2 separate regions of the Homo sapiens genome follow, and region 1 is linked to region 2. Evidence: chromatin loops called from intact Hi-C (ENCODE). Cell type or tissue: left ventricle myocardium inferior. All regions are shown on one strand. Each heading gives the region's core, and the rest is flanking DNA. Links, peaks and the distances in the headings are about the cores only.

The links. Peaks named below come from ENCODE experiments on the same cell type or tissue, not always from the same donor. Only the 100,000 strongest peaks of a DNase experiment are listed, where the experiment ranks them.
Region 1: a loop joins it to region 2, with 3.0 times the contacts of the local background. A loop is called at or near these places in 7 of 110 quality-filtered maps.

Annotation. Positions count from the first base shown.
Region 1 is chr1:165,060,711-165,070,211 of GRCh38, reverse strand. No RefSeq gene overlaps it. Among named protein-coding and RNA genes, the nearest start is that of LMX1A-AS2, 140 kb to the left of the region's middle. In left ventricle myocardium inferior, for the core only: no CTCF peak of the experiment used is centred there; no DNase peak of the experiment used is centred there; H3K27ac peaks cover 1,515 bases.
Region 2 is chr1:164,235,910-164,245,410 of GRCh38, reverse strand. No RefSeq gene overlaps it. Among named protein-coding and RNA genes, the nearest start is that of PBX1, 320 kb to the left of the region's middle. RefSeq lists an enhancer at 8,364-8,533. In left ventricle myocardium inferior, for the core only: a CTCF peak has its summit at 5,145 (motif pointing left); no DNase peak of the experiment used is centred there.

The sequences.
Region 1 (9,501 bases), core at 1,095-9,094, 820 kb before region 2:
AATCCTCTATGTGACTAAAATCAACTAAACATTCTATTGTATGGGTTGAGGGGTGGACAAAGAGATGCAGAAAAATAATAGGATGTGATTCTGGTTATTGTTCCTTTGAATTATTGACCATTGTCCTTTATCAAACAACAGCTTCTATTCCAGAATAGAGGTTGGCAAACTATCAAGTCCAGCTGGCTGCCTGGGTTGTACACAAAGTTTTATGGGGACACAGTCACACTCCTTTGTTTACATATTGTCTATGGCTGCCTTCATGCTACTATGACAAAGTTGCAAGAGAAATTATATAGCTACGATCCTAAAATATTTACCATCTGAACCTTTATAGAAAAAGTTTGCCAATCTCTGTTCTAGAAAAAGCAGATGAAGCTATTTATATATTCTTTTCGTGTGAGAATATTTAGTGGTAACTACATACATAGCCTTTGCCCTCATTGCCATCATGAAAACCCAGCTTTTCCCCCAGAGCTTAGGTAAGACCCTGCTAAAGGCTGATAATGGTTTTCAGCACTTACAACGTAAGCAACACTTCACTAAGCATTTCATATATGTTATCTCACATAATCCTCACTGCAGCCCTGTGAATTAGATATTATTATCCTCATTTTGCAAATGAGTAAATTTGCATTAAAGAAGTTAAATAACTTGTCTAAGTTCACAGAACTTGTAAGTGGCAGAAATGGGAATTTGATTCAATTTCTATTTCTTTCCTGGGCTGCTAACCACTCTACTCTGTGGCAGTGGGTACTCTGCACATATTCTATCAGAACCAACTGAAAAAGGAAAAATGGCTGTTGGCTCCAAAAGTAGGATCTAGCTTCCTGTAATGGGTCTAAGGTTGTCAGCACTCTGGACAAAAGTACCGCCAAGTGCACAGATCTGGTTTCCTTCCAGAAAACCAAGTAGACTCTATACTTAAAATGGGTGTTCTGAGGTCTAAGCAAGAACTGTTGATGGGTTTTATGTTATCAGACATGATTCTTGGGATTTATTTTCAGAGAGATTTAATTTCATCTTGAAGTGTACATGAAAAAGAACCCTACAAAGAAACATCTCTTGACCACCATGGGGTTCCAATATATGCCACATTCAAGTCTCTCCTTTGCCTAAGACCAGAACATTTGATGGAACTATAGAATTATTTTAAAAAAAACAAAACACTTCTTCCCAGCCCCATCTGTCATCATTCGAGTATTTGCATTTCACAAGCAAAATGAACCGCCCTATGAGAACACTGCTGCTGACATCACAGAGCCACTGCCACAGCTGCCCCAGCCCTGAGATGCTGGGGAGTTCTTCTGTGACATTTTATGGCATTGCCTGCAGCAACACGAAACCCTTGATCTGTTAGTCACTGACTAACAAGTCAAGTGACTTGACTGCAATCGAACTCACCGGATGGGCCTTTCAGAACCTGAGTCCAGTTGCTCCCAGGTGCACCAACTAACTGATTTGTGCAAACAAATTCACATCAACCCTCAGTTATTTGAATTCAACAGATTATTTTCAAAAAAGCCAGATATTTGATGGAATTCAGATTTCTTCTTTTTCCTTGAAGCAATTTGTTTGAAAAAGTAATATTTTTTTAAGACTCTTTGAAATAGAATAATACTACACTCAGGAAAATTTTCATTACTCCTTTATGGATGAATCAAGTATTATTTTAAATCTCTTCTGAACACAGTGTTACCCCATTATCCTCCTTGGTATAGAGACAGGTCACTAGGGCTGAGTAGGTTAAAAAATAGAATTTTTTAAGTCCCCAACTATAAAATGAATTACCCAACTGATGCAGCAGACTCTGAAGAAATCATTAAGAGCTATTTAGCTAAATAATATCCGTGCTAACAAGTCCCATAAAACAGATTTCGGTGAAAATGTGCATTCTACAATGGCTCTAAACACACATCACACCATAAGGGTTCTATCAGCTAATTAATATAGGGTGAGAAATTTAAAGAAATGAAATTAACTGAATAAGATCCTCATAACTCATTTCCCTACTGAAATAGGACAAAGAAGAGATATTTGCATAGCTCCGAGAACATCGTGTCTCCCTTTGACTTTGTTTTGGCCTCTGAGGACAAGAACCATTCCATAGTTTTGTCTTTCTCTTACCCTTTCTGCAACTCTCTCAGAAAATATGCTTATAAAGCAGTTATTTGATACTACTGCCACAGCATGAGCAATGGACATTCTCAACTTATAAAAGTCAGTCCTGATCTTCTGCAGAGATACTCATTCATTCTTTCTTTCAACAACATGTATTGAGCTCCCACTGCATACCAGACACTCTGCATGTGTTGTTGATGGGCATTGCTGCCTTCACTCATTCATGAATTTGACTTTGTCAAGCAGGATAACACTTGCTGGTCAGCACAGCTCCACTTAGGGAAGCTCTTGAAGTTCAAGTAAATGAATCGGAAAAGCTTTCTAACTCTGCCATTCTGTGAGCAGTTTGTTTCAACCCCATAGGGGTCTTTTGCAACTGTGGTTAGACAGTGCCAAAACTTCCTAGCTTTCAAAACATCTAAATCAGAAAGTTGCACTAAATTGATTGATGAACACATATGTGATCAAGTACCATTCCATCCCTTTACACCAGAGATGTCCTGGCAAGGGATATGGCCTGATTATGAAAATGTTGTCATATAAGTTCATGTTAAAATTAATTTTCTCAGTCCAGGCATGGTGGCTCATGCCTGTAATGCCAGCACTTTGGGAGGCCGAGGCAGGCAGATCACCTGAGGTCAGGAGTTTCAGAACAGCCTGACCAACATGGAGAAACCCCATCTCTACTAAAAAGATCCAAAATTAGCTGGGTGTGGTGGCACATGCCTGTAATCCCAGCTACTCGGGAGGCTGAGGCAGGAGAATTGCTTGAACCCGGGAGGCGGAGGTTGCGGTGAGCTGAGATCATGCCATTGCACTCCAGCCTGAGCAATAAGAGCTAAACTCTGTCTCAAAAAAAAAAATTAATTTTCTCTCCTTCCTATATCAGACTTATCCTCCAAAAGAAATCATGGTTACATACATTTCGTTCTCTGGCTTATCAGTTAGGGAATGGATGGTAGAAGTACATGGGTTTTCTGGGTGTATGGTCTTTAAGTATGAAATCAACATCCAATTACTCTAAATATACATGTGGTTTGTAAATTATTTATAACCAGTAAGAGAAATAGCCAGTAAACAATTGCGATCGGGTGTGATAGATCAACAATAGAACTATATTGTAAAGCCTGCTAGTTGCATGAAGAATGGAGTGGCCATTGCTGCTTTGGCTGGAGGGTTGGGAGTGACTTCTCAGAGGAAGGCATGAAACACTGAGTCAGGGAAATACGTTCAATTTAGAGGACAAGGGTGGGAGGAATGAGCATTTCAGGCAGAGGAACTAACAAGGTAAAGCTTCCAGTAGAATAGGATGGTAAGGTCAGGATTGCATTGGTAGTTTGGTACTACTGAGGCATCTGGTACAAGGTGGAGAACTGCTAGAAAGGGATTCAAGAGATATGTGGGGATGGCATAGCAAAGAGCAAAACTTAGGTTATATTATGTATGCTAAGCTATTTGAAAGCAACACTGCCTTATATTCATCACTGCATTACCCATAGCATAGCATCAAACATGGTGCTTGCTCTTATTTGATGCTTATTACTTATTATTTACTTACCTGTTGAATGAAGTACAAAAACAATATTTTCAACCATTTATTGACTGTATTCTATACAATTAGCCGGATCATCAGTATGATAAATAGAATCTGATCATGCACTATTCCTAACACGTGGAAAGCAAGACACCTTTAAATAAGAATATGCTAGGAATAAGTTGCCAATCACTGATTGGAAAAACATATACTAGAGGGAATGCAGTTGGATCTGTGGGAGGAGAACTGTATAGAGGGGTTTTGGAGGATGATTGCTTTTTAAGAACCATGCACCTGAAACATGATGGAAGGGTACAGTATGTGCCCAACTCTGACACCCTTGCTGACCTACAGAATATAATGCAAGCCACATACATAATGCAGTAAAATGGCTACATTAAAAAGTTAAAAGTAACTAATGAAATTGACTTTAATAATATTTTATTTAACCCTTTATAGGTAAATTATTTCAATATGTAATCAATATAAAATTATTAGTAAGAAATTTTACATTCTTTTTAAAAATTACATCTCCAAACTCTGGGGTATCTCACATTGAATACGTTTCAATTTGGACTAACCACATTTCCTTTTTTTTTTTTTGACAAGGAGTCTCGCTCTGCCACGCAGGCTGGAGTGCAGTGGCGCGACCTTGGCTCACTGCAAGCTCCGCCTCCCAGGTTCATGCCATTCTCCTGCCTCAGCCTCCCTAATAGCTGGGACTACAGGCGCCTGCCACCACACCTGGCTAATTTTTTGTATTTTTAGTAGAGATGGGGTTTCGCCGTGTTAGCCAGGAAGGTCTCGATCTCCTGACCTCGTGATCATCCCACCTCGGCCTCCCAAAGTGCTGGGATTACAGGCGTGAGTCGCTGTGACTGCCTGGACTAGCCACATTTCAAGTGCTCAATAGCTATGTATGACTAATGGTGACTGTATTGGACAGTGCGGTTTTAGTCCATCTCCAAATAACCTGAAGACAGAAATCACCAAAATGCTGCCATAAGTGTGGTTGATCAGCAGGTTATTGTCCTATACTAAAGATCAATTACTTTCAAATTGATAAAGTGAAGTCCATGCCTAGTTTTCTTGCACCCTGGGGTGGTGATATCCTGTTGCATGCTGACTTTCATCGTGGCTGTTAACTCTCACAAGAGGCCACAGAGGAAAGTGAAAACAATAATCCCTAAGATTTATTGAATACTTACTATGTGCCAGACACTTCCTGTGGATTATTGCATTTAATTCTCACAATAAACTTATGAGATAATTGCTCTCAGTATCTTCTGAAACTCCACAAGTAAGTTACCCGCCCAAGTTACATGAATGTGAGTAGAAGGAGGGACGGGATTCCAGTCTAGGCACATGACACTGGCTGCATCACTGTTCTGCCTCCTAGCCAGCATGAGTGCCTTCAGTAATGAGCCCACATCTTTGACATATAAGACTTTGGTTCTAGTCAACCAAATTCAATCCAGCGAACCTTCCCACAAATAGACTCAACAGTCAACAAACAACCTTAAGCATCCAGACTCTGGGTAGGAAGAAATTAATAAGGCACTAAACCTGTTCTAGGAGCTTATGATTTAGTGAGAAAGACAAAGACTTTACGAATTGAAAACTATTCATACATTAGTGTTACTAAGAAGGTAGAACCCCAGGTCCAAGGAAGAAGAATGTATTCAATTCAGCTGGAGGAAACTAGAGAAGATTTTGGAAGGAAGGGCCTCAGTGTCGCATCTGGAAGAATAAGCTCCCCTGGTCCAGATTTCAGTCAATAACTTTTCATTATTTAATCAAATGAGTCAGTTTACCCAAGGGACATAATATGAGTAAAATGGAACCCATGAACTAGTTTTCCTTCTTCATTTGAAGGTCTCTTTTCTCCAGTATAGAGTTTGTGTATACTCAGGAAATTAATTAGGTGAGTCGAGTAGCGTTTATCTTAATGAAGTGAATTCAACCAGTAAAGAACAACAGGTATCAGGCGGAGTTCTGGCCTTGGGATTCCCATCTTTCCTGGCAACCAGACTTTTTTCCTAGTAAAAAGTCATCTCCAAAACATCAGATATTGATCTTGTGTGTTTGCACTGAGTGAGGATTACTGTTATTTTATTAGACTTTTACTTTAATATATGTATTGGTGTGCAATACAAGATGTATTTCATACAGTGGGTATGGTTGTAAAAATTCGAGAACCACAGCTCACTGTGTGTGTGATGGTTGAGAAGGAGGTGTCTTTGTCTTGCCTGACACTGGTCTGGCTGTGTCTCCTCCCGTCTCTATCAGCCCTGCTACAGGCTGCCCTTCACTTTGGTACTGTCAGCTTTGCAGAACTCTTGGACACAGCTCTCTCAATAATAACATGTGTGTTTTCTGCCAGGATGCTTGTTAGTGAGGAGTGGATTTGGGGTGGCCACACATCCCTAACTTCCTCACCTTCATTCTCCATAGTACCTCTCCCCAAGCCCTGAGGTACACCATCCTCGACTGAAGAGTTGAGTCTCTTACAGAAACAGAAAAATCTTGATTTTTCCCTTAGCCTGTGACAAAAGCACCCCAGATGTTAAAATATTCACAGGGAGAGCATTCACTGACATCTGCATTTCTTAATCTTATTTCTTGGCTTAGTCTGCTTTCCTCTATAAGGATACCTCTTTCTCTAATGTCCACTATGCCAATGGCCCTGACAACATTCAGGCAATCTTACAGCAGCCTGGGATTCACATCCTTTCTGGCAGCTGGACCTATTTGCAAGTCTGAGTTTCCATTACGGAATCATGCTCAAGACATCAGCCAGGACAGTCCACCCAGGCACACTGCGTGTGTGCGTGCACACACATGTGAGAGAGAGAAAGAGAGAGGTACACATCTGTTTGTGTTTGCACATACATGCCCTCCACTGGCAGGGAAAGATTTTGACATTCCCTGTCCTCCGGAATTGCTCAGGGCAGATATAGGCAAGCTAAATCCCATTCATTTTGAGTTGTGAGTTACCCATCTGCCTCTCATTCTTTCAAACGCAGATGAACTATTGGATCAAACAAGTTTACACACACACACACAAACACACTTCCCAAAGACCAACATTAATCACTCAAATACTACAATTTACACCAGTTGTTTTTAAATGAAACATGTATTAGGAGCATTACTGGAGCTTGTTAAAATTTAAATTCTTGGGCCCTCATCCAAGGAATTTTGGTTTTGGAAAGCTGGGCAGGGCCTTATAATGTGAATTATAATAAACACTCCAAGCGATTCTGATGCAATCCTAAGGACTACCCTTTGAAAAAAGTTTCTGTACTTCTTTGAGCCATTTTCCTACTGCCAGCCACTACAACTGGCAAGGCCAGCTCTCCACAATGGAGTCAGGACTTCATATAATTATGCAGTGTTTTTGTTCTTTTTTTTACCTCTAGTCTAAGACCCCTCTTGCCCTTACCTTTACCACAGGCCTAACTAGAAAAAGAATCTAAATGGACTCTTTACAGAGCTATCAACTTAAGTGGTAGGGCTATCACCTTCAGTGGCAGCTTCCTGAAACGATACATCATATTGAAATCTTGAAATTAACACCTGCCTGTGAGTGCTTAATTAGATGTGTGCACTGAGGCCTTTCTCCTCCTGAACCTCTTTCTAGGGGTGGGGGTGAGATATGCGTTGAGGGTAGGGTGTTTGGTCTTCCAACCACAGTTACATGCCTCCTACGAGTTACTGGATCAATTCACACTTCATAGAGACATAGATGACTTGGGAAGACCTGGAGGACTGGGTTGCTTAAAGAGCCTTTGAGGTGGATCTTGACCAGCAGCAGGCACACGACTGCCTGAGGCGGTCTTCTTTTGGGGAGGGGGTGGAAGTGTAAACCTGTACCCAGGAATACAAATCTGAGAAGAAGGCAAGCCAAGGCTGTGGGGAGACATAAGTCCTGTGGTTCTTCCCCAGGGTCGTGGCCAGTCCTCTGTTCTCTGATAGGCAGCAGCAGCTCAGCTTGAGTAATTTACACTTGAAAACAATCAAGCTTACTCTTCTACTAAGGGCTCCAATCTGCAAGCCAGTGGACCAGCAGGTCTCTAACACTGCTTCTCTTCTTTTTTCTTTACACTTTACTCTATGGGTTTATACCTTTGCCAGCCCCCCTTTCCCCGTGATCTCCCTTTTCCTCAGATTTGGTTGTATTTCTTGGTCTTGTGCTGAGGAGCCTCTACCCCTTCCCCAGATGGCTTTTTCTGGGCAGTGTTCCAGACCCTCTCTGTGGCCCCAGCTCCCTGGCTCTGTGCACCTAATTCTTTTGTCTTTTTTTGTTTGTTTGTTTTTTGTTTTTGAGATGGGGTCTTTCTCTGTTGCCCAGGCTGGAGTGCAATGGCACAATGTAGGCTCACTGCAACCTCTGCCTCCCAGGTTCAAGCAATTCTCTTGCCTCAGCCTCCTGAGTAGCTGGGTTTACAGGCACCTGCCACCACGTCCAGCTAAGTTTTGTATTTTTGGTAGAGAGGGGGTTCACCATATTGGCCAGTCTGGTCTCGAACTCCTGACCTCAGGTGACCTGCCCACCTTGGCCTCCCAAAGTGCTGGGATTACAGGCGTGAGCCACTGCACCCAGCCCATGCATCTAATTCTTGTGGCTCTCCTGTATTTATAGATTGCTATCCTGTGATTGCACACTGCTTCCGATAGACTGCCATTTTGTTAACTTTTAAAGAATGCTTTCTAGCCTTTTACAGTCACATGACTGCCCTTTCCTCTGGTTGAACCTAACAAGAGTCTGAATGTTCTCATATGATGTGGTCACTAATAGGGACTACACTGTACCCTAAGTTTCAATCACACAGACCTCCCTCTTGTTTCTTGAACATTCCTGGGGTGCTCTTACTTTAGGGCCTTCCAGCTAGTGATTTCCTCTGCCAGAAATACTCTTCCCACAAATATCAGCATGGCTGACCCCTGACCTCCCTCAAGTCTTTGCTCAACTCTCACCTTCTCAGTGAGGCCTACTCCTAAACACCCTTTTAAAAAGGCAGCCCCACTCCAGTCCGGATCCCCTTGACTGCCCTGTTCATTTTTCATAATTATTATTTTTTGCTTGTTGTTTATTGTCTGTCTTCTCTGCTAGACTGTTCCACAAGGATGGGGATTTTGTTCCATTTTGAACACTGAAGTGTCCCTAAGCACTTAGGCCAGATCATAGCACATAGTAGATGCTTGAAGATATTTGTTGAATAAATAAAAATGCCCTGGGGTTAGGATCTCTGTTCCGTCCTTATATCTACTCTGGCACTTAAGAGAATGTGCATGGGAAGGGCTCTGTATGTTTTCATTAAGTTTAATTTTGTATCTTTATTACTAGTTTCATAATAACCTATGGATGTCAAGCAACATAAATTTGAAGGCTTTTTTCAACCACAAGACAGTATTGGAGGAGGCAGCGCCATCGCCACATGGCACAAGTGTTGTCTCCCTCCTCTTTCTGCCCAGGTACAGCCCATGCACCTTATCATGCTTTCATCCCCTTGCCACCCATAAATGCTTCACTACTGAATTAATGAAAGAGCTTGGTAGGATTCTCACCTCACTCTTAAAGTTGAAAGACTAGGATGCTAGTACTTGGGGTACTATGTAAGAACGACTATTATTAAGTTGTCTTATACAAAATTGCCATTTTTTTAAGTCAAAAATGATCAGATGTCCGCAGTTTCATGTGGTACAACCTATCATATGAAATCTGATGCAGTTGTGAGTAGAACCAAGATAACTAGACAAAACAGACTAATTAGTGCAGAAAGGTGGCCTTTTTGTCTTCCCTCCACTTGAGCCGACTCTTGGCCAACTGATATAGTGCCATG
Region 2 (9,501 bases), core at 865-8,864:
CACTGGCTAAGAAAACATAGGAGACATTTCTTTATAGTAAATTGAGACTGGCTTCAGAGATTAGTGTCACAATCTGTGATGTGGATAAGGGGAAGAGGGAATAGGCAGGTGACTACACTCTGACCCTTCCTAATGCTTGACTGGCAGAGCTGGCATTCCCAACTGTCCTTACTTAATGTCCCTTAAACATTACAGCAGCCTGACCCTCCTGAAGCTACAGAGAACTGCGGCCTGCAATTTAACAGGGATGAAAACTGGGCCTAATGACATCCTACATGGTCACGCTCTTTCTGGACGGTTACACAAGCATGAAGAAGTGAGGAGAGAACTCTTATTTTGGTTTGTTCTGTAGCAGACCAAGAAGTGATCACAGAGTTATTCCACAGTAAAATAGTCTGGCTGCCAACACCTCTGTATCTGGTATACACACACCTGCATGCATCAGTATTCTTTCTGTAAACTATCAAAACAATTGACAACATCCCACAGAATGCTATAAAAGTTCTCCAAATTCCACAGTGATGGAACTAAAAGCAGAGTTATTTTGTATAGATCCCTTGTAGCTAATAATACTCTCCTGTTTGTTTCATCCAAATAATGGGTTTCTGATTATCTTGACATAGTTCCTAAAACATCAAAATAGCTTGAATTTTCCCAGTGAAGAATTACCTTAAAATTAAACTTTAAAACGATTTTATGTTATATTTGTCATGATTATTTTATGTTACATGTATAAAATTTTCGGTAGTATTTAGATTTATTCAAAAGAAGTGGTTAATATAAAGAATATACTTTAAGATCTAGACTTTTTACTTCCAATCTGAAATGTCATGGGTCAGTTCAAAGCTGACAGGATAAGCATGATTGGAAAGTTGATCAAGTCACCCTGTGGGAATTCAACTGGACAGTTCACAGTAGACAATCAAAAGTCTATGGCTTGGAGCAGACTTTAGAGTTTATTGAGTTACCTGCCTTCATGAAGAACTGCCCCTGAGCATTTAAAGAGTGTTGAATGGTAGGTGTCCTAGTCATCTTGGGCTACCACAGTAAAATGCCATAGACTGGGTGGCTGAAACAAGAGAAATTTATCTTCTCACAGTTCTGGAGGCTGGAAGTCCAAAGTCAAGGCACTGCCATTGTTGAGCTCTGATGAGGTCTCTCTTCCTGGCTTGAAGATGGCTGCCTTCTCTCTGGTCCTCACATGACTATTCCTTGGTGAAGATAGGGGGTAGGAGGGGGGGGGCGAGAGAGAGAGAGAGAGAACACTTTCTTCCTCTTCTTGAAAGACCACTAATTTCATCATGAGGGTCCCACCCTCATGGCCTAACCTAACCCTAATTACCTCCCAAAGCCCCGTCTCCAAATAGCATCACATTGGGGATTAAGATTTCAACATATGATTTTGGGGGAAACACAAAAATTCAGTTCATAACGGTAGAGGTTGTTCTACTTGCCAAACACTGTGCTAGTGTCTTACATGCATTATTTCATTTAATTATCACAACCATGTGAAGTAGGGATTAGTGTATCACTTTGTAGATGAAGAAAATGGGTTTTCAAAAGGGTAGAGAACTTGAAATAAGCAGAAGAGCTGGGTTTCAGCTTCAGTTCCACCTGAAAGTGTAATCTTATTTCTAAAGTCCACCACACAAAAAAATGTTATTATCTTTTACAATAGGTAAATATTTATTATATTTTAAAAATTTGAACAAATTTAGAGGTACGAGTGCAGATACATGGATATATTGTGTAGTGGTAAAGTCTGGGCTTTTAGTGTAACCATCACCCAAAAAGTATACACTGTTTACCTTAAGTAATTTCTCATCCCTCACCCTCCTCCCATTCTCCTACCCTTCAGAGTCTTCCGTGTCTATTATTCCTCACTTTATGTCTATGTGTACACGTTATGTAGCTCCCACCTATAAGTGAGAATATATGCTATTTGTATTTCTGAGTTATTTCATTTAAGACGATGGCCTCCAGTTCCATTTATTATGCTTCTGTGAAAAACATGATTTCATTCTTTTATTATGGCTGATTTGGATGCACAGATTTTTCTCTAGATCTTTGCATTGAAATAACATATATTCCTTTTTCTTTTAATTATAATAAGTCAAATCTTTAACTTGAGCTTGAATCTTTAAAAAACACAAAAGCATGCTCAGGAAATAAATTTATTACACAAAGTCCTTTGAAGCTTTGAGATGTGACATTTTCCTAATGACGTGCAAAGAAATAGGTTCATTGTATTGGAGTTGGTGAGGTGTTATGTAGTTTTGAAATGTGTTCTAAAATTTCGAGTATAAGATAAAATTCAGCCTTCTGAGCTCTGAAGTTTTGTGGTTCTACTTAGAACTAAAATGAGAGATCGAATATCAGCAATATTTAAAAATCCAGCAAATAATTACTACACACATGCCACAAGCCAAAGAACATGCAGGTCCCTATATTCCAGTAGACAGGAAGAATGATAGTATCCCTGCCTTAATGGATCTCCTGCATTTTGAAATTATGATAAATGCTTTTTAAAAATCTCTAAAATGAAATCCAGCAAAAATGATTTGGGAGTATTGTTTTTTTTTCCTGATAAATGACGTTCTAATGACATTTAATAAGTTAGAATTACTGTAGTACGGGTTCATCTGCTTTTATGTTAATTGTCTTGGGCAACATGAACAAGGGTGAAAAATCAATGATTTGTCAACTGGTCATTTATATTTATGTGAACAATCTCTAATAAGTACAAGTCATTCAGTTATTTTCTTCCTTTACTGTTTTGCAAATGATTCAAATGATACCTAGTAGAATTAGTATAAATATCGAGTTGTGAGTAATGTGATTTGGGTTAAAATTCTTGAATTATTTGTAATTAATTGACAGAATTTTAACCATAATTCTAATCATATTCAGTTTCAGCATGTAGAGACTTGCATTGTCTCCTTTACGTAATTCCGTTTAACAGAAAATAAACTATCAGAGCTTCTTTGCTTTAACAATTATGCTGGATAAATTAGTCTGTTCTCACACTGCTATAAATAAGTACCTGGGACTGGGTAATTTATAAAGAAAAGAGGTTTAATTGATATGCAGATCCACAGGTTGTACAAGAGGCATGACTGGGGAGGCCTCAGAAAACTTACAGTCATGGTGGAAGGTGAAGGGGAAGCAAGCATGTCTTCACATGGCTGGCAGGAGAGAGAGAGGGAGAAAGAGAGAGAGAGAGAGAGAAGGGGAAGGTTCCACACACCCTCAAACAACCAGATCTCTTGAGAACTCTATCACAAGAGCAGCAAGGGGGACATATGCCCACATTATTCAATCACTTCCCACCAGGTCCTTCCTCCAACACTAGGAATCACAATTCAACAAGAGATTTGTGTAGGGACACAGAGCCAAACCATATCACTGGGCTGAATAAAGAAATTTGGATTTTCTAGAATATTTAGCTTTAATATTTGAGAAAGAATAAATGCAGTTGATAACATAAAGAACAATTTCTGTATGCCTTATTGAAAGGAATGCCAAAGCCACTAAACACCCCTGAAATAAACTAACAAACCTTTGAAATAAATACCAACTAAGATTTATATTTAGATGGATATGAGGTTAGTTCTTACTACTAGGCAACCAGTTGACCTAAGTTTAATTTAAATCAGCATTGTAGTGTCTTCTAATGGACAGTAAGGATAAGTTCTTTTATACATGGAATACAGTGGTGTTTCCCTCCTCCCACCCCCACTTTAAAAATGCATCTTTATATCTATGATTATGTCTATAGAGCCAAATGAAGTGGGAAAATATGACAGTTATTGGAATAAATGTGGCCAAAATGGAACTGTCATTAAAATTATCTAGGTAATGGGAGATACATTTGGTATTTCTAATGTCTTCATTTCTTTGCTTTCTGCTTTCTGTTCTAGTCCCTTAAAAGATAGTGGGCTCATTGAATGTAACAGCTGGCATTCTAGATAGTGGCAATGTGAAATGGCCAATATATTGAGTATTGGTTATCCTCTTGTGTAAATCCTGAAAGATAACTTCAGTTCCTACAATGGGGGATCTAGCTCCACAGAGATGGACTCTTCCATATTTATATAGGCTATTTCCACTTACATCTCTCTTTCTCCTTCAGTAATGCCAAACTGAGACTTTTAATTTTCTGCTTATACATTGTGTGATATCCTCCAAACACACGGCTATAGGGTTAATTTTTTGTTGTTGTTTGAGTCCTCTACATTTAATCAAGTTTATCAACATATACATATCTGTCTAGCTAAGGATCAAAGGAAATGACAGATACTAAATATATTCACCCTGTCACTAGTAGGACATATGAGGAGTAAGAAAATAAACCCACTAGTAAGCATATTAAGTCAAATCAAAACATCAATTTGTCATTTTTCTTTATTAAGCTTGAAAATAGTTTTTTAAAATATTATTCAGTCCTGGTAAGTTATAAGACACACAATCTAGTGCATTGTTATTTGCAAAAAAAAATTGGTAAAAAATATTTTGAAATAAATTTGTATACACTAATGTTCACAAACTTTGGGACAGTAATCTCACTTGTAGGAATATTTGTAATTACTTAATTCTTACATAGAAAACAATATATAAAAGAGGATGTCAAACAGACCATGGTTTCATAGTTATTGACAAAAACTAAATAACACAGAAGTCTACCAATAAGAAATTACAATACAACTGTGTGGCATGCTTTGCTATTTTTCAAATATTTAAATTAATAGAAATAGAAATCATACAATATTATGGGTCTAATGCTCATAAATGATGTAAAATTTAGAAAGTAATTTGAAAGCTTGGATATCAGTATGTTTACAAATGTACCTTCTTGGAAGTGTATGTCAGTATATAGTATTAGTGTATTATTTAAGGTATTAATGAAAATAATAGACAAACTCTGACATTTCAGTGGTTTTATAATAAAAGGTCATTTCTCACTCATACAAGTTCACAGTAGTTCAATGCTGGTGCTTGGAGGAGAACCTTCTAGGTGATTCAGGGATTCAAGCTCCTTCTATTCCATAACTCCACCATCTCCTCCAGGACCATGGGGTTCATTAGTTTCACCTCAATGAAATGAAAGGCAAGACCGAAAGCGACACCTACTGCTCACCTCAGGCCTGAAGTGACACAACCCCCTCCTAATCAAATTCTATGGGCAAGAACTAGCTACACGATCCCACCTGGACAAGTGCATTGGAGAATGTGGCTTTGCTCGCTGGAAGGCTGCTTTGCAACAATAATGCTACATTAAGGAAGGCAAACACAGATTTTTATGGGGGAAAATACTTTGTCTCTGCCACAATTATTACAGTGGTCAAATACCCAGGCTCTGAAATCAGACTAAGGATGAAATGGGAAATTTAATAGTATCTACTTCATAAGTAGATTGTGAGAATTATATGAAATAATCACAGTGAAGCACTTACATTGTGCTCTACATGGTGGCAGTGAAGATCATGATAATCTTGTTTTCTCTGTCTATAATATTTCAGAAAAATATTAAGGAATAATATAAAATATTAATAGTGATGAAATTCAATGATTTTCCTTCTTTTTCTGGTTTCCAAATTTTCTGTATTATGATTAGGTAACTTTTATTATAAATATTAATTCTCATATGTATCATATGTATCTGAATATAGGCTATTCAAAGTTTTGAAGTCAATTGTATTTAGTCAATACTTTTGTGGCGCTTAATATGTGATGGCCAGATGGCCATTCTTTTAAGCATTTAACAAATCTGTTGGAAACAAGGACTTTGGAAAAGATAGCAGATTACGGTCTTGAAATTCTATGTAAGTAAAGTTGGCTGCAGGATAATCATTAATTATATATATATGTGTGTGTGTGTGTGTGTGTGTGTGTGTATATATATATATAGGCTTTTTTTTAATATGTATGATTTTCCATATGCAAAAAGCTGAAAGCAGACCATGGTTAGGTTAATGGCCTAAACTTGTTCTGCCAGGACAATCCAGGAATGTAAATGTTTGGTTCAACTCAAAAGAATGGAACTCTTGGCAACAGAGTTGTTACTTACCTTTTGCAGAGGAGAGAACTGAGGTTCACAGAGGAAGTGATCTGCCCTCAGTCACACCCCTGCATCACTTTTGGTGCCAGTGGTGTTAATGTTTGGGAAGTAATACAGCACGGAGTTCGGAGGAGCATTTTTATGGCTAAAGGGCAGCATCCTAAGCACTTTAGAAAACTAAGTGATGAGAAACCAGGTTAGATAACAGGCCTTGGGTGAGGAATAGAAAGGTTGATGGAAGGGACTCAAGATACATCACTCGTTTTTTAATTTTGCTTAAGGCTGACAATATTTCTAAAGCCTTCTTAAATAACAGGAGGAAATTTGAATGCAAGAGTTCAAGTAATAATGCTGACCTGAAAAATACAATTGAGATTAAATTTTCATTCATTTGATAAACATGTCAGGAACATTTGATATTCAGACAATAAGGAAACAAAATGAGTAAGACAGACTCTTCCATAGAGGAGCTCAGAGTATAGCTAGGGAGGAAGGAAGTGTAATTACAGTATGTAGTATTACAAGCTGAAGTAGAGGAATATCTAAATTGAAATTTAAAATATGAAAGAGTTTTTCTTATGGAAAAAATAAACTTTTAAAGTACATAGAGAAGTAATAAGGAAGGTTCTCCAACAATAAAAGCAATTTTTCTTATCTAGATTTTATACCAAATAGTTTACCAATATTGAGCTGAATTACCAACTATGTATCCAGAACATTTCACATATGCACACCTTGAGGACAAGAATTGCTACAGTGGGGACATTCAAGATCTTCAAAATCAAGATTGATGTGCTTTAGGAAATGTTGATTCTATGAAGATGCAACTAATATTTATTGAATACACCAATGTGCCAAGTAAGTCCCCATATTCCTATCACTGAATACCAAGATAGGGTTTACTAGAGAACACTCTGGTAAGAAACAATAAAACTCTTTTCTCAAAAAGTGGATTTATTTATGAGCCATTTTAGGTTTACTAGAAACAATCAGTTCTAGTGTTGTCTAGTGTTTTTAGTTCTAAAATATAGATGCACCACTATTGAGCATAACCAACTCTTGCGGAACATTTGCCTCTGCTGTACCTCTGTATTTCTTGCCTAGTTCCTCTCAAATGTCAAATTAACCTTCTGAAACTCCTTATTACATAGTATCTCCAATGAATAAAAAGACTCTTTTTGAGCATGAGTGTGTGTGAGAGAGTGTGTATGTGTGTGTATATATGTGTGTGGGGTGTTTTCCTGGCTAACACATGTCAGGATCTGCCTAAGCCCCTCACTTTGTGCTCAAATGTCACCCTGCCAGAATTCATTACATCCTGTTTATTAATTAATTAAAATATATTTATACAGAACAGGCTTTATGAGATGGAGTAAAAAATAACGTTATGAGAGGCATCCTCCAGACAGGGTGGCTTGTCTCCGATGGCAACCAGGAATGCAACTCCAGCGTTCCCTGTCAATGCCACTGTGAGAGTTGAGGTGATATGAAAATGTAGTAATTAAAGGTAGATGATCAAAGAAATTACTTCAGTTCTGGAACTGGATATGGGTCAAATGTATCTTTTCTAAATCATGGTCTGATCATAAATATCACTTTGGCTTTTTGATAAGAAAAAACACATCAGCGCTCTATACACACACTCACTCACAGACATATACACGTAACTCCAAAGGTGTCATGGGGACATAAAGTGAGGTGCTAAGGCAGCTGTGAAGATTCAGCTAATGCTTACTGACCTTCTGCTGACACCAGCCACTGGACAAGGTGTTTCCATGATCTTTTCTTCAAGTCAGCTTACTATATGACACGAGGACATTTATCTCGCTCCCTTTTATCTCAGGTTTCTTCCTTGTCTTCCAAACGTGGTTAAACAGACCTGCCCAACCTCCCGGAGCTACTGTGAGGGTACCACAGAGTATGAGAACCTGTTTGGAAAAATAAATTGACGTAGCATTAGAAATAAACTGTCATTACTGGATGGGTTTTCTAAGCATCCTTTTAGGAACATATTTTGGTGAAGCAGTACCTAGGCTGTGGCTATGGGGCTCAGTCTTGTATTTAAATAAACCTATATTGACAGATTAAGGTCTTGGGTACAAAAGTTGGAAAGGATGTCAATAATTATTGGATATAATCATGTTGTCTTGAAGATATTGTAAGCTGAGGGTAAGAAAGGCTTATTTTACAAGAAATACATATATGTATACATATATAACATACATATATATATATAAATATTCCATGAGGAACCCTTAGAAAGCTGTGATATACAATTATAAAAAAGAGACCACCCTCACTCCCAACAAAACAAAAAAACAAGAACAACAATAAAAACAAAACAGGCAGTGATGAGAAATAAAAAATAGAAAGTGCCTGAGATGAGGACTTCTTACTTTTGTCTTCCCGCAAATGCAGACATGAAACTAAAATTTATGGTACATAAAATAGTGTCAGGAACATATATTTGTTGAATGAAACATCTGAAAAACATCGAGAGGGAAGTTAGTTGTGACCAATACTCAAGTAGAAGATATTTATTCATTCTGGCTTTTATAACTAAATGGAAATCAATGCGAAAAATCAAATTTGATTTACTTAAATTTTCTTTAAAGCTTGCTTTTTAAGAATATATCTATCTAGTCTATAATATGAGGCATAGCTGTTTGTGATAAGCTGGCTGTTTGCTGTTCAATGATACTAGCAATGATTTTGAGTTGCAATCATTGGCTGTCCAATTCTAGTTTGTGGGTTGTGCTTAATTTAAAATTAATCCTTTTCAAAAAAATGTTAGGCAATAGCTCACGACTATTGTATAATGCATAACTATCAAAATTGTGGGTTACTGCTCTTATATGGTTGATTTTTCTTTCCTGACCTGTATAGAACTTTTAAAATAAGGTAGGAAAAAAAGTTCCTCAATTTGAATATTATAGATTTTTTTCTAGAAGGCAGATATAAGAATTGAACTTGAGGCTGGGTGCGGTGGCTCACACCTGTAATCCCAGCACTTTGGGAGACCAAGGTGGGCAGATCACGAGGTCAAGAGATCGAGACCATCCTGGTTGACAAGGTGAAACCCTATCTCTACTAAAACTACAAAAATTAGCCGGCTGTGGTGGCGGCTCTGGTAGTCCCAGCTACTTGGGAGGCTGAGGCAGGAGAATGGTGTGAACCCGGGAGGCAGAGCTTGCAGTGAGCTGAGATCACACCACTGCACTCCAGCCTAGGCAACAGAGCGAGACTCCATCTCAAAAAAAAAAAAAAAAAATTGAACTTGAGATTACCCAGGGGTTAATTTTCCATCTGTCTTTTATTAATGCAAAATTCTTGAAATTTAAGTGTTGTAGTGGATCATCTGTCCTTCTGTCTTGTTTACTGTATTAGGAAACAGACTCATCAGAGTGTAGCCAGCCACTCCCAGCTAATAAAGAAAGAGCCTG